2 separate regions of the Mus musculus genome follow, and region 2 is linked to region 1. The links are chromatin loops, found by intact Hi-C in ENCODE. Cell type or tissue: left cerebral cortex. All regions are shown on one strand. Links, peaks and the distances in the headings refer to the core of each region. The heading gives the core; the rest is flanking DNA.

The links. Peaks named below come from ENCODE experiments on the same cell type or tissue, not always from the same donor. Only the 100,000 strongest peaks of a DNase experiment are listed, where the experiment ranks them.
Region 2: it touches region 1 in a loop (2.2-fold over the local background); 3 of 42 quality-filtered maps call a loop at or near these places.

What each region holds. Positions count from the first base shown.
Region 1 is chr1:42,775,848-42,784,052 of GRCm38, reverse strand. No RefSeq gene overlaps it. Among named protein-coding and RNA genes, the nearest start is that of Dalir, 29 kb to the right of the region's middle. In left cerebral cortex, for the core only: a CTCF peak has its summit at 4,072; DNase peaks (open chromatin) are centred at 2,344, 3,545 and 4,101.
Region 2 is chr1:41,816,562-41,824,766 of GRCm38, reverse strand. The region is part of intron 1 of Gm29260 (a long non-coding RNA gene); the gene reads right to left. Among named protein-coding and RNA genes, the nearest start is that of Gm29260, 78 kb to the right of the region's middle. In left cerebral cortex, for the core only: no CTCF peak of the experiment used is centred there; DNase peaks (open chromatin) are centred at 1,635, 3,755 and 4,151.

The DNA of each region.
Region 1 (8,205 bases), core at 2,091-7,090:
CTATATAACTCAAGCTAGAATCAAATTCACAATCCTCCTGCCTCCTGCTGGGATTACAGGTGTCTCACCCAGCTCCTCCTGGCTCTTTTCATCAGCAAGCACCCTTGGGCCTTGTAATCAGAGTTGGATAACTAGGAGCTTTTCTCTAACTGGTCGTTTATCTAATAGCATTGCATTTATTTTAATGTCAGTCTTGATCATAGCGTTGTAGGGAAAGTGGAAGGCGGTACGAGGGAGTGTTCTATGCTGCTTCTCCATGAGCCCGATGGGATTTTAAGATAACAGGTGTGAGTGTAAATATATATGTAGGCCTAGATACACGGAGTGTGAAAATATCTCTTTTACAAAGAGTGCGGTAGGATTTAGGCTACAAAATTTCGATTCCACCTGGATGCTGTCTCGTTGCCCATCTCAAATGTCAAACCTACCCCGGGAAATATTCGAAGAAGGGGCTTTGAAAACTGCATTCCTGTGCTGAGCACCCTCCACTCCCTCCTGGAGCACTGTCTGGTCCTGTGGATCAGTTCTGATCTCCCATTGTGGTGTGTCTGCACCTGGCATTGTGGGGCAGAGCCTTGCTCCATCCCTTTTATGTTCCAATCATGCTGCATTCCGGCCACCCATTGAATCAGGTCTCTATTGCATTTCACACTTGGATTAACTCAATCATGCAAATTATGTCAAGCCCAAAAGAAATCAGGCTGTGGGCAAATAAGAAATGCTAATAAAAATAGAAAATACGGCTCACAGAGCCGATGCTCCTGTATGGAGCTGCTACCCGTGGTCTCCAGATTCACAGGCTCTGGCCCAGTGCAAAAGGGAGGGATAAACAGGGCTTAATTCTAATATAAGTAAAAAAAAAAAAATCACAATGTAAATTAGATTTCCAAATCTTGATGTATCTCTTAACAGAGAATAAACTGGTTTCAAGAAGATTAGCAGGGTAAGGATCAGACCTGGAACATTCCTTGAAACACTATGTCCGTCCCAAGACGAGATTTCTAGAGGCTTCTTTATAAGTTGACTCCTCCCACATATATGCCATAGTGTGTTGACCACTGACCCCGGTGCTCAGCTATGTGACCCACCCCCCCCCATTCAAAATGTGCTGCAGTAGGGAATTTCTATCACACTAACAGCCCTCCAGCGTCCAGTTAAAAGGAACTCTCACAGTTCCAAAAGCTCTCCTGACTGTCCTCAAGTGAGCTCTGTCTTGCTTTGGTGGCTTTTAACATGCATTTGTGTTATTATAGCAGTGTTTGATACTGGGTAACTTGTTTTAAAAAAAAAGAGACCTACTCAGTTTACACCTTTGAAGGGTGAAAGTCCACGATCAGGTGTTTCTATCTATTTGGCTGCTAGCAAATGCCCTGGCTTCGTTGGAATCTTGTAGAGAAAGGAAAAGGTACATGTGTGACCTTGCTTTATAGCAGCCTGCTTTCTAGAGAATTAACTCCCTCCTGGGATAACCAGTACTGCTTCACAGTGCTGCTGTGTCCTATCCTAACTGCCTCGCATTATAGGCTCCACTTGAGAGATTTATCATTGTGATTCTACAGTCCTACCCACCTAGCCCGCAGCACGTGGACCGTGGGGCATGCACTCTACACAAATGCAAGTCACTGCTGTCTTAAAAAAAAATCTGTTACTTTACCTAGGGCCGGATAAGCATCCGAGCTCCTTGCAGCCTGACACACAGGTTTGCCACTGGAGAAGCCAGGCTTCCCGACTAGCTCCTGCTAGCTCTGGCTTATACCCACCACCAAGGGTGCTCAGTGAACGTTTCCAGAAGAATTGATCGGAGTTTGGGTCTTATAGGAAGACAAGATAATCTGTGTTTCTGGCTTCTAGCTGAACTGTGCTCCATACTCGGGAGATGTGGTTTCAATTCTCTAGAGGTACAGAAAGAAAAATGACCCACCATGCGAGTTTCTAAACAAGAACCAGTTATGCACACAGAAATGCTGGGAGGCACAGCTCAGCTAATCTGCAGCCCTGAGGGTGAACCCAAATACGTAGCAGGTGCTTGGTTCCGTCTCCTGCTCCCTTCTGAGCTGTTGCCCCCTCAGCCTTAAGCTTCCTTTGGGGTTTTTGCCTACTTTAACTTTAAAGCCCCTGACTTAAGATATCTAGCCTACACCGAGAGTTTCCCATCAGCGCTAATGTGGGTGAGATTTATGCTTATTGAGTGCAGAGCCAAGATTTCAAACTTCTCTGTATCAGTCACAGCAGCCAGACCAGAATGGAGTCCAGAATTATGAGTTCAATCGCCATCCAACCAGTGAGCAGGCCTGGCAGGAGCCTTCTGCAGATGCCTTCCCTTCCCAGCGCTCTCCTGGCAGACAGCTTGGGAACACTGTGGGAGAAAGGCTGCAGTTTCCAGCAGACACTTCTCTCGTGGAAGATGGATGGCAACGTGGAATCATCCTAACAGCTATGGCAAGAGGAACTTCCTGTGTGCGTCTGACAGGACACACGCTGGGTTTATTCCATTTACACTCATCATTTCACCAAATCCTTATGTACCTCTATAAGGAGTGTGCTAAGGATCCTATACACTGTCACACAAAAGGAACGAAGGGCTGCTTTGGGAATCTCAGGAACATGAGTCGCACAACCCCTAAATGAGCCGGAAAACGTGCCTTTCCTCTGGCCCTAATATTAACTGTAACTATACCAGAAGCCAAAGCGAAGAGTTTGACATCTCGATTTCCTCACAAACAGTAATTGTTCTAAAGAAAGGGGCCAGGAGATGCTGTCTCTGTCTTCTGGGTTGCTGTAATCAGTCTGAGTTGAGGATGGTCTTTTCCCTATAATTGGGCAAGAAGCTAAGGAGTAAGTATTTGATAGAGGGCTATACTTGTCTGATTGACTTCAGGCACATCCAAACAGTCTACCAGGGTATCCCTCTAAGATATGTCTGCAAGAGCTGGAGAGCTGTATAAACGTTAAATCCTGGAAAAGTTATGCTAGCAGACTCTACCTCTCCTCAAGGGACACTATGTCAGATATCAACAATAAAATTATTAATGACGATCGCTTTTCACTTAAACCAAGTCACTTATACGGAATTGCACTTAGGTAGGTCTAAAAACAGGTTCAGAGTCTATCTCTCCTTGGAGGTGACTGGCGTGTCTTTTTCTCCATTCAAACTTAGAGAAAATGCCCAAGCTTAGAAGCAAACTTACTTCTCCAGGCTTATTGGAACTCAGAACACATCCCCTTGACAGACACAACAGGGATTAATGAGCCATGGCCAGAAGTTTGATTTTTCTGTCAAGTGCTCCCATCCGTTTTTAATAAACAGAAGAACAACAGCAACTTCACTGCCTGCTCCCCGTCGCATAAGTGGGGCTGCCTGCTCCTGGTAGCCTGAGTGGAGAGTGGCGTTCGGACGGTAAATGATGGACGAATGCGTTTATGAGCCCCTTCGGTCCGCTTCTCCTGTGGCTGGCTTTTCACCCAAGTTCCATTTCTCTGCCTCTATTCAATGTGGGCGGCCCAGAGCTTTGCCAAGGGAAATCGTCAAGTGCGATATCACATTTACAGCTAAACGGCTTCAATTTCGTGCCACTGGGGCACTATCTGTGGTGTAAAGCTGCCAAAATACCCACTGTTTTCCCGTTAAGCCACGCTGGGTGCTTTCACAGAAGCCCGCTTCCTGGGAGGACAAGAAGTTGAGCCAGAGTACAGCTACCCTGCAAACAGCAGATCATAGGAAGCAGGTAGGGCTGAAGAGCAACACCTAGCAACATGGCCCTCCTCCTCCAAGCTTGTGAGGCCTCATTTGATCTCAGTTAAACTGTTGCCAGTAGGTTTTACGCTGTTCACATTCACTGAAAAAAAAAATCTCATTGCTCACAAAAGTGATGTTTCTATTGTAGAAACAACAGAGTGGTATTTCTCTTTGCTCTTTATTTCTTCCTTCCTTCTTTCCTTCCTTCCTTCCTCTCATTCTTTTTCTCTTTTTATTTTTGGTCTTGCAAGACAAGCTGGGATTTTTTTCAGGGGAGACCTCTTTATTCCCTGAGAGCCTGGCTGAGAATCGCTGCCTTAAGCCATACTGACCACAGGATGTCCCCAGCGTTCCACGGAAATCCCATGGAAAGGGCATTTACCTGGTAATGCAAAAGTTGTTTCTTAAGGAAGAAAGGTCAGAGCATAGAGAGATGGTCACATCTTCCGTTTCATACCAAGCTGGCTTTGCAGAGGCTGCCTCAGCACCACTGTCGAACATCCCAGCATCTTGAGTTGAGGTTGTCCTTGAAGTAGAATGTGCCATCTACAAGCAAAGCCACTAAACCTAACAGCCCAGAGCTGATATTTAATCGCCCCTGAAGAGAAGTCACCCTGAGGCAGAGTTAATAACCAATACCAGACCTTTTTTTTCCTTCACTTTAATTTTCTTTAAAAGCTTCATGCTCAAGCAATGTGGTGACCAATATCTGATGAAATTATATGCTGTTCAAGATGTTCCTTGAGCTGACACCTTTATTAAATCCCCAAAGGAGCGTCTACAAGAACTTAACGGAGGAACATTGGAAAGGAGCATGAACATGAGTGTAAAGTTATTGTTGAGTTAAAATAAGATCTTTAAAACCTTAAACTAGATGTAGGATAATCAATCCATCCCTCTACCGCACAGTTTCAGGGGTGATATAATAACGCCACAAGAAGACTTCCAGGCTACCACAAACAAGACATTAAAGGGAAGATTCCAGAGGGAGGGGGCACATCTGTCAGCCCTTTTGGAGGCTGGGTATAGAACTCATAGAGCTTATGAAATATCCATGTTCTCCTATTTAAGAGGTAGATTACACCTTTCAGTGTGGGGTCTTCTCATCGAAAGACCAAGGTAGCTTGTCAGTTTCCTCCCTGGCTTGGACAAACCTCAATTTAAGCAGACCTCAACTAGTTTCTGTTATCAAAGCTTCCTGAGTTGAATGAACCCCCAAGTAGATTATGATAAAATTCCTTTGTGCTAACTTAGCCTAGAAGAGTCTGGTTCCACCAGGAGCCTGTTAGAGAACACGGAGGGTTGCCTTAGGGAAGATAAGCAAAGGGTCTAGGTGGTGTCTGCTTCCCTATTCATTCATTTATACACCCAGCTGTGCGAAGCTGAGTAACTGTCATTCCTAAATGCTAATGAAAAACCATGTTTTTCCTGACACAGAGGCATTCATGGTCTTCACTGCACCCACTCTGAGTCCCTAACTGCACCTGGGAAAGAGCCTTTAAGGAGGGTTTACACCTAGGTCAAGGTCACTGGTGTGGGGGTCACATCCACTATGACTGGTTTCCGTTAAGAAGAGGAGGTGGTGACATCACCATGCACAGAAAGGTGGGAATTTATAGCTAGGAAGTTGTGGGAGAAGGCATTGGACACAGGTAAGGCCTCAGGTGAGAGTAATCTTGAGAACACCCTGATCTTCTTCCAACCCCTCTCTGTATCCATGGCAATTCTAGAAAATTAATCTAGAGCAAGATGTCCAGTTTGGGCAAGCTAGCTGTGTAATTGTAATAACTAGCTGTGTAATAATACCTGTTGCAGGCTCTTGTGTTAAATGCAGTTCATGACTTAGTAATAATGGCTGCAGACAAAGTGAATGCAAGAATCCTACCCACCAAGAGCTTTACACATATACACTTGTTATATTGGAGGCAACCATTCTGGTTGAAATGTTCACTTTTATAAGATAAACTGGGGTAAAAACTCCACTCCTCCAGCCTGCTGCACCCATGCTCACTCCCAGAGCAAAGGATACTACCTTTAAAACCAACAGCAGGTAGGGGCTTAGAAAGGCAGGAGAGAGACAGAGTCCTTTCCTCCTTAATGTTCTGTTTTGTACAATAATTTTAGAGATGTGCATTGTGTTTTAACCATGTATGGGTGGATTTTAAACAGGGTGCACGTCTTCAAGCAAATAAACCAGCTACCCTGGAATGAAACTTGGTGCCCACTCTGTTAATTATAGGGTCACATCTTTTCTCTGTTTCAGGGCACTTGTGTGTCTCAAAATGTTTACCTTCCAAATTACCCAGTGTTTCCAATTCTCTATAGACTGCACCACGTGACCCACATGAGCAAGAACAGTCAGCCTTGCGAGAGAGGTCTGTGATGTGAGCACCAGCCTGGTTGGTGTCGGAGCCACAGTTTGCGGAGCTGCCCAGGGTACATGCACTGCTGGCTCATTTCGTTCATTGGCTCTTTCAGCGCTTTACTGTCTCCTGGGTGATTTGGAAGCTGTGTCTGAGAGTCTTCCTCCCACTAATTTACAATGGTCTTCTTAAAATGCCCCTATTGCTGCATCTGGCAGGTATACCTGGACAGAGCCAGGATGGAAGGCCTCCTTCCTACAGACTCTGATGCCTGAGATTTGGACCATGAGTGTGACTTGTCAGCCTTTGCTGTGTGTGCAGGACCCACCTGGAGCCAACATGGCTCAGTGCCCAGGGTCCTTACCACATGGCACATGGCTTCATAGAAATATCTGATATCTCTCTCTCTCTAAGATGATAGGTAATTATTCTAATCACAAAGGGATTTGTTACTCTAAAAAGGATCTGCTTCAAAATCTAGGCAGCTCACTGTGTGGTTGGGGACTGCGATGGTTTTATGGGGATTCTATTGCTATTCTTAAAAGCTCACAGATTTTTTTTTTTTAAAGGGAAAGGGAGCTGAGAAGATATCATGACTTATCAGGTAGGTTAAAACATTACTTTCTCCAAAGTAAGCCTTTGAGAGAGTCATGGCCGAAGAAGAAAGGGTAGACCTTCACTGCTCTGAACTTGAGCTTACTGCCCAGTGGACACACATCCAGAAAACTATCCAATTTTCACAGGTCAGAAAACCGAGTTCTGTAGAAGCTGGGTAACTTTTGTGAGACCAAGTTCCTCAATGACTAAACCCTCTGTGAGCTTAGAAGAAAAGGAGGAGGTAGAGGAGGAGGAAGAAAGGGAGGATGAGGAAGAAGAGGAGGAGGATATTTAAGGTATGAGCTTGAAATTGAAAAGTCAAAAAATAGCAACCACACAGCTCCTGACTCAAAAATAGAGAAATTGTGTAATAACTGAAAATGGAGTTTTAAAGTTCAGTTTGGCAGAGTTTTAAGGGGCCATTTAGGAGGAATCAAAAATCTTATTTTTTTTTTTAAAGAGACCAGCTTCCTCTCTAAGGTATCAACAACAATATGAGGTGAGGAAGGGAGTGGACAAATTGATAAATAAAGTAAACACAAAGAAAATTTATATAGTCTTGACAATTGTAAAGCATCCCTTTTAAGGGTAAGGCAAAACCCCATTATTGGTTGGTCACAACCATTTCCAGCTACGATCTCAAAGGATGCATATGAGCTCTCTATGTCCTGTCTTCTTTATAACAAGCAGAAAGTAAACACAGTTTGGTGTTTAAATAGCTTTCCTCTGGTTGTTGGTCACCTAGTCTTCCTTTAATTTAATAAATCTGTTGCAAGGGCTGGGGAGATGGCTCAGTGGTTAAGAGCATGTGTTGCTCTTGCAGAGAACCCAGGTTCAAATCTCATCACCTACGGGTGATTCGTAAACATTCCTAACTCCAATTCCAGGGGACCTGATACTCTCCTCTGAACTCCATGAAACTAGGCATGTATACGGTACATATACACACATACAGACAAAGCACTCAAGACATATAAAATAAATACATCTTTTAAAATTTGAAAATTAATTAGTCTGTTTCTATAAACCATCTCTGGGCAATGCATGGCAATATTTAGACTTCCTAGGATATGATAGGAGGTTCCTGGGGCTTGGTAAAGGATTGCCTCTTCAGAGATGGGTTTTCATGGGGCTAGGCTGGAAGTATCTACCTGGTTTTGGCATCTACAGTATTTTACTTTCTATGCAGCTGAAGGGAAGTAAATGATTTATAAGAATCACAAAGCATAACACAAGGCCCCACTAGCTGCCTGGCTCCTTGGCTCAGTTACCGGATGCTGTTCTGGATGCTAACTTCTGTGGCTGCATAGTTACTTCCAGGAACTCGCCTGGGTTTCTTTATTGTTCTCAATGCACAGTACACTTATGCTCAGCAAGCCTTCCTCTGTGTGTGAGAGTGCTTGTGTGTGTGTGTGTGTGTGTGTGTGTGTGAGTGAGTGTGTATGTGTGCAAGTATGTGTATAAGTGTGTGTGAGCCTGTATGTGTATGAGTATGTAAATGTGTGTATG
Region 2 (8,205 bases), core at 1,029-6,028, 960 kb after region 1:
GATAAGACATAACATCGTAGCAGGATTAAGAAGCCTAAAGATCATCACCCACATAGGATTTGTTTGAAGGTTTACACATCTGCTCCTGCCAAAGTGGCGATGGGTGAGCCTGTGAAATGGGAGGTATTTCTCACCATGGTAGCCATTTTACCAAACTTCTTTATCTCCTAACCCTCCTACTTAGCATCTTAGAGAAACAAATTGAATCTATGTTTTAAAGCAAACGTTTTTGTAATACTTCACGTTTTCCCTACTTTATCTACAGAGTATCCAAACAAAGTTCTTTGAACCTATGTACAGATATTTGAACCTTAAAGGAGCAGAGAACAGCCTTCATGGCTGATCATCATAAGCCATAACAGCTCTGACTATTGGAAGCAGTCAGTGGAGGGGCAGCTATGTCCAGACTGGAAGAACCGACATGGCTGAACCCACTTATCTTGCCAAATGACCACAAGACAATTTTAGTGTCACACTTCACAGCCCAGAGTCTTGCATCCCTCATGTGAAATGAGCCAAGAGCTGCTGTGCCTGCCCGTGCAACTACTCTGTCCTCCAGAGCCCCTGGTGCCCTCTCATAAGACCACAGTTGTCCTCCTTGTGCAAAGAGACTCAACTCAGTGGTCATAACATGGCCTGGATGAAGTAGACTTTGCCTGTGATGTTGTGATCTACTTTGGGCCATCACTTTGAGTTGGTAATATACATTTGAATATGAATCTGTGCTTTAACCTTGCAAGAAAGTGTGAAGTCTTTTCAAAAAGAGCAGGCTGAAAGTTAGGTAGAACACCGTTTTGTGTTGTTTTGTTTTGTTTGTTTGTTTTGGGTGGGGGATTACTTTGTAACCTTCTGCGACTTGTTGATAGCTTTGATTTTTGCTACTTTGTTGCTGTTTTAAGGGGAGGGAAGGCAAATGCCATAGACCTTCAAAAGCAGAGGTAGAAGTTACCACATGCAGTGGTATTTTATGATGAATATAGAAGAATGGGGATGGGGCAAATGGGCTCTGGTTGTCTGGGATGTATTTACTAGACAGTTTCAGCTTCAATGAACACAGATACTGCTCTGGGGTAAAGTAGCCCCTCTGGAAGGTCATATGATATTAAGAACATATAAAATGAGTCTTTAAATGCACGAGAAGTTATGTGGGCGTCACCTTTGAGTATGAATACCTTGACGGAAGCGCTTCAGCTTGAAGGTCCCTGCTGTTCAGTCATAACTCTGGTTCTTCTGACTTATATCCATCCAGTTCTAAGCTACTCCAGACTCATTTTCAGGATCTGGGATCCTTTGCTTGATGTACCCTCACCTCTCAGTGTCTACACTTGTCCTCGTGTGTCCTGCTGCAAGACAGATTGTTCCTCCATGCCTAGCATAAGGCATTCCCTTTCCACGTTTTATATTTCTGCATTGTCCTCAATTTCCACCACTGATGTATTTCTTTTGTCTACAGCGAATGCTGAATCACAATAAAGAACCGAAGACGATTGAAACAGATTCTGTGACATTCTGTGGTCCTAATTTCTGCCCAGTGTCCCTTCTTTGTCTCATTTCCCTAGGCTTAGCATGTTTGCCAGGCTTTTGACTGAAGATTACATGCCTCTATGTATGGTTAAGTCATTGCTCAGGGCTCAGAGCATGCTGTTGGTGTTTACAGAAATGGGAAAAACAGTACCACAGTAATTGCATGCAGTGCATTCAGAAAGTGTTCATTAAATAACAGTTAATACTAGAAGGCTCCATGTATCCCAGGGATAGGGCGGTATGGGTATGCTTATGTGAGTGTGTGCATGTCTATGCCTGAACAGCCAAATGCAGACACTGCATGCACGGATCTGGTGTAAATGCAAATCTCTTTGTTTCCATATGGTTTTTAACTGCCATGCCGAACACCAAGCCCTAACCCTGCCTCACACAACACTCAGGATGCTGCATTTTGCAGAGTAGCTTTGACTAGACGTTATACGTGAATGTTGAGGAGGATTTCAGCTCAGAATGGAATTAGCTTCATCAATATTTGTGCAAATAATTTGACCTTCATTGTTTTTAACTTATCTGAATTTCTAGAAGAAAAAATTAAGGATGTTAGCATAGAAATCATTAACTAATTGGAGAACAATTAGGAACTGTTTCCTGGCATTTTATTTGTAGTTTTCATGCTAGCATGCGTCCCGTAAGAGCGAACACCTCTTGACACAGCTCTTTAAAACTATCTTAAAGATAAGGTTATAGTCGCTGCCATTTAATTCTGTGATACTATTGAATATGAAGGAAGAACATAAAACCAGTTTAAAAAGCTTAGGATGCACTGATTAAGACTTGAGTTTTGTTGGAAGAAAACTTTGTGTGACATCTTTATGTTGCCCTAGCTGACACTCAGTGTCTACCCTAGGCTGCCCCCACACTCATAGCAGTCTTTCTGCCTCAACCTCTTAGGTTAGGAATACAGCCCACTGTGCTCTCACATGTGGGCTGTATAAATCTCCTAAGAAAGACAATTTTGAGATTTCTTTTTTGTCTCTATCAAAGTTGAAAACAGAGCTTTTTCTTTCTTTCTTTCTTTTTTTTTCCCTCCTGTTTATTCCTGGAAGGTGACCTCCCTATTTCTACCTATGCATGAGTCTTCAAATGTGGAAGTAGCCTGTTACAAAGTAAAGCTTTAACTTCTCCAAAGAAAATCCACCTGAATCAGTATGGCTACAGATTACCCAAACCTCAATTTACCCCCCAAAATGGAAATCAACTCCGGGCAAGAATTTAGGAAGAAATTATAAAGGATAGGGCAGAATTTTTTGAATGCTAAGAAAAGAGTGTGGGACATGAAGGACAGCATAAGAATTTTGTAGTAATGGAAATAGTAGAAAACTTAGGTTCTACATTTTAAAATGTATAATAATGCATTGCCGTGTAGGAAGTGGTTTGAGCAATCTCATGATTATTTCTTAAAAATCTCCAGTGATCCTACAATGCAGGTGAAATAAGGACTCAAGGCTTAAGTGGAAGAAAATACTTAAAACCCCAGAGAGGTGGTTGATTTATCCCAGCTCAGCCACTTGCTTGTGGAATGAACTCTCAGATGCAGACAAGTAGTTTAATACATACAGAGACACACACAGACACAGTCACACACAGATACACAAACACACAGACACACACAAAGATACACACAAACACACACACATATACACACTAGCCAATATTTAATTTTAAATCATTTGAAATTGTTCACTTATAAACATTGTGGGCAAACTAATCTTTTATCTTTCTAAGGCAATGCCAGGGTTTTCCATGCCAGAACCAGGACCTTAATTCTTTTTTTTATTGGGGTGCTAATTACTAAATTGATCAGGGGTGTAAGAAATTTAATTTTCCTTCCTCTCTAATTTCAGTAGACTAGGCAGAATGTTTTGGGATGGCTGATGGAATGTTTAGATGGTAGGAAGGATGGTGGATCTGCAGACCTGCTTTTCATCACTGTAGACAATTACGGGCTTATATAGGAAGGGCATGTGTGATTTCGTTTCAGCCTCTCCCACTGATGACCACTGTGCAATCTGTTTGTTTGCCGTCATTTAGAGTCCATGGATAGCATGCATCCCTCGAGGCTTTGTTTCAGGACAACAACTGCAATTACAAGGGTCTTATGAATCTTACACAGGGCGGCACCACTCTGACTGGGTCATAGCTGAGCCCAGATGGCAGTTCTTTTTTCCTTCAGAAATTCATTCTTCCTTTCCCACTATAAGTAGAAGCAAGCTAAACTACAATTTAGTAGAGTTATAAAAAAAATAATGAACTCTGCCAAACTGTGACTTGCTTCTGAAAATGTAAAAAAAGCTTCCTCCACTTTCACCATCCAACATCATCCAGAGAATCCCTAGATCCTTGTTTGGCTTGCTATATTTTGAGTCTTAGAGGCTATTCCTGAAGGCATGGGATTCAACCACACATTCAAAACCACAAAACACACAAACAAATATGCATGCACATACATACGAACCAACGTGGAAACAAGTCGTATGAATTAGAGGTTTGCCACATGTGAGCAATTTCTTAATACATGTCAAGTCAGGCTTTGATCCCTTTCTTCTTTTTGGCTCATCTTGGAGCAACAACACTGTGTCCTCTATGTTAGCTAGGAACCTAGACATGCTTTTCATTCTTGGCGGTGAAGGGTAAGAGGGCTACATAGAATTAGAAACGTCCACCTTTCCTGTGATTGGAGGTCAAAATAAATGCCTTTGGTGTGAGTCAAGAGGGTGGCAACAAGGATGAACTGAGAGACAGATCTGGGCAGATAGTTAACTATACTTTTGTCTTGGGCACTTTCCCATCTCTTGTTCTGTACCTGAGGGGATGTTTTTGTGTTTAATTAACTATCTTATTTTTCACCCTCTGGCTTTGCTGTTGAGTTCTGTATGACAATTAAAACAACTATCCAAAGGTACCATACATACCCTAAAGTTACTAATACTGAGTGAAATGTTATGAGTCATAATAGTCATGGTGACAGACCCATCAGTCCTATAGCAGAGATGTTCTTCTTACTACTCCAGTGCATCCCTCTTTCTTTCCAGAGTCATAGCATTTAAGCTGCTTTGTGGAGAAGGAAATTAAATATGCTCTCCCCGTCCCACCCCCCAAAATGGCTTGTAAGCAGAAGTAGCGAATCATTCATACAGATCTGTGAAAGACTGATGATTTCTAGAAATAGTTACAGAGTAGGGTAGTGCCCTTGCCATCTGAAAAAAAATCTTTCTAGTTTCTGAATTTCAAATTAAAAATGAAACTAAGTTTAAAAGTACAGTAACTAGAGAAAAAGTGTTTGAAGAAAACTCACACCCCTCTATGAAAAAATCTGAACCACAATGAGTACTAGAACTCTCTTCTACTTGGGGAAGAGCATTTACTCTTGCTGAACCATATAGCAAGTATCAAAATAACAGCAAGAAACTGGGCACGTTGCTTCTGAAACCTGAAGGAAGCTAGTGATGCCATTTCCTTGCTGCTGTTATTCAACAGTCACCTAAAATTTTAGATAGTTCACTAAGACAGTCAAAGAAGACAAATACAGAGTAGAATAAATAAACAGCATTGTGTTTATTCATAAATGCTTTAGCTGTCTTCATGAAAAATCCCCAAGACTAGATTTAAAATTAAAAATGAGTGTCTAAAGAGATGTTTCAGCATTAAAGAGCACCTTTTGGTTCCTAGCACCCACAGTGTATCTCATGACTGCCTGAAAATCCAGTTTCAAAGAATTTATCTTTCTTCTGAATTTTCTGGGCACCAGAAATACACACAATACGCAACATATGTGGAGGCAAAACACTTATACATGTAAGAAAATCTTTCATTTTTTTCTTAATTTTGAAAAGTACTTTGAGAACTAATAAGAAGTGTTAGTAGGGCTGCCGCATAGAATATAATATTTTTATAATATAAAAATAACAATTGTTCCCCTGGACATCAGCACAGAAAAAGTTAAAAATTAAGAAATAAAAGCCTTCTCTAGCATGACACAAAACAAAGGACATGTAAACTTTTACATATAAATATAGCAAAATACGTACAAAAGTAAATATGACCATAGCTACCACAATCTGTTGGAAGAGATGAATCAAAAACCCTCAGAAAGTCAAAGTGCAAGTTCACCAGCCAATATTGATCAGAAGAGAGCAGGCTGCCTGAACCAATCCAACCATAGGCATCAACAAACTGATTGTAAAGTGTATGCTCAAAATTTAAAGCTTAGAACCAATAGAGTATTGAGACAGTAGGGTATTTGCAAATCTATAGATGTGATAGAGAGTTGGGGGCTTGGAAACAGACCTCACAAATGTAATCAGCTGATACTTGACCACATAGACTTCCACACACATAATCAACGAATCTTGACAAAGAAAAAAAAAGGAATTTTATGTTTTTACCAAATTTTGAAGTCACTGGACATCCAACTCATTTTTTAAATGAGGCAGATCAATGAAACAGATTTTTGTTAAAGGAGTGGTCTGTGTATACCTTCCTTTTTACCACATAAAATATAAAACTATACACTTTCCAGGAGACAAAAAGGAAAAAAGTCTCTATGAGACATTAAAGCTCAAAAACCATACTCCACAAAAAGATGACATCACTAAAATTAATACCCCAACTTCAATAACAGACACTAAGATTCAGAAAACCATATTCTCAATGACCATGTTCTTTTTAAAAACTGATAAAATATAGTTCTAAAATAAAGGAGTCTTAAAACTCCACGTTAAAAAAAGATGCAAAACTCAGAACAGTCATATATAGTGAATATAATTAATACAATGTATGGATATTATATAATAGTGAATATTCCTATGCAGATTCACATGCTATCTGTATTCATGGAGAACTGCAGATGTAACAACACTTTATTGATCATCCCAATGCTTTAACCAAAACTCTTAAATAGCAGCGAGTCTGTGACCTGTCCAGCCTTCTCTGAGGGGCTGCAAGGAGTAAAGCTGTTTAGAACTTACATTAGTCAATTCCTTAAAACTCAAATAGTTCTTCTATAGAACCAGCAACTGAGTTCATAGTTACTTACCCATAGGATTTGCAAGATTGTCCACACAAAAGTTTTATACTATTTTCATTCAAATTGTGTTACATACATAGAATGAAATACTTTTACCCTTTATTGACATTAATGAGCCTGTAAGCCATAAAAATTATGGATACATCTTAAATGCAACCACAATCCTCAAAATAACCAGTCTGAAAATATCATATAGTGTATATTCCCCTGGCTTGAAAATACAACAGCTAGGTAACTATCCAAGGTAACCCGGATGGTATGCGACTGTGACACTTACAAGGGCAGTCACTGAATATGGCACTAATCTCAGTGACCATAGATATGAATGGGTTTTGTGTGACTAACTAAGGGTAGATGATGGCTTGCAAGGCTACAGTTCTCCAGTGGTGTGTACTTCAACCATGGGCATGGGTAAGACAGTCCTCATATCAGTGTGTATTCTTACCAGAGTTGTGTGAAGAAATGGATCGCCATATGACTGAATGAGCTTTAACAATTTGATCTGCAAAGTTTGCCCTCTCTGCCCACACTCTCACATAATGGACTGCCGACCTTAAACACTCCTAAAGATTTGGCGGCTTCCAAGCTTTCAAATTCTCTATTTGGAACTGCAGTAGACATTGTGTTTGTCTCTATAGTAGTCATTATTTCCATACAATTTAAGAGTAAAATATAATAAATTTAAAAATAGCAGCAGTGTCTACTCAGTGTGAATATTATCATATTTTATATGTTTTGCACAGGTAAGGATTGCTCCAGTTCTCAAGGCAACATGGTTGCCCCTTGGTATCTGCTAGATTGGTTAACAGGACAGCCAATCAGTACAAAAACCCATGTTTTGGTCCCTTATAAAAAGCAGGTAAATATTACATAGAGCCTATGCATATCCTGTATATTTTAAATAGTCTCTGCATTATTTGTAAATATATATATACATTACAATCTATATGTCAAAAGAGATGTCAATCCATATAGCTTGAGAAATAAAGACAAGAAACAATTCTTTGCATAATTGGTATAGATAAGTTTGGGAATATTGTGATCTATATCAGGTTGACTCCACTGATGCAGAATGGGTATGAGGTGTCCCAACTATATGGTGTACTATATGTATGGGGACGATCAGGAGCACTCTCACAGCGGTGTCAAGCACAGTATAGTGATCTCTTCCACAATGGCAAGACACAAAACTACTTCTCTTGAATATAGAATATAGTACTTGTTCCCTCTAGACAATGGGCAAAAGTCAGAGGAGTCAAAAGCAAACAGAAACCAACTACAATCTCTCTTTCCAGTCTTAACAATAGATTCCCCCCCCCCCTCTGTATGTGTGCATATACACACTTTTATTTCCTAAACCACACTGTATATGCCTTTTTAGTCGAATATTTGGGATTAAATTTTGTGTAAAAATTGTCCTTGTTAAAAAGTACTACATAACTGTATTGTTTTAAGGACTAATTACAGGGCAACTTGAGTGTAAACAACCTGTATTTTATGTACCCGTGTATCAAAACCATATGCCTCTGAATATTTGAATTATTAATTTGTGAGTTTTTTTCATAACTTTTGTCCATAGACCCATGACATAAGAATTAATGATTCTGTTAGTAGCAGATTCAGTAATTTTCTCT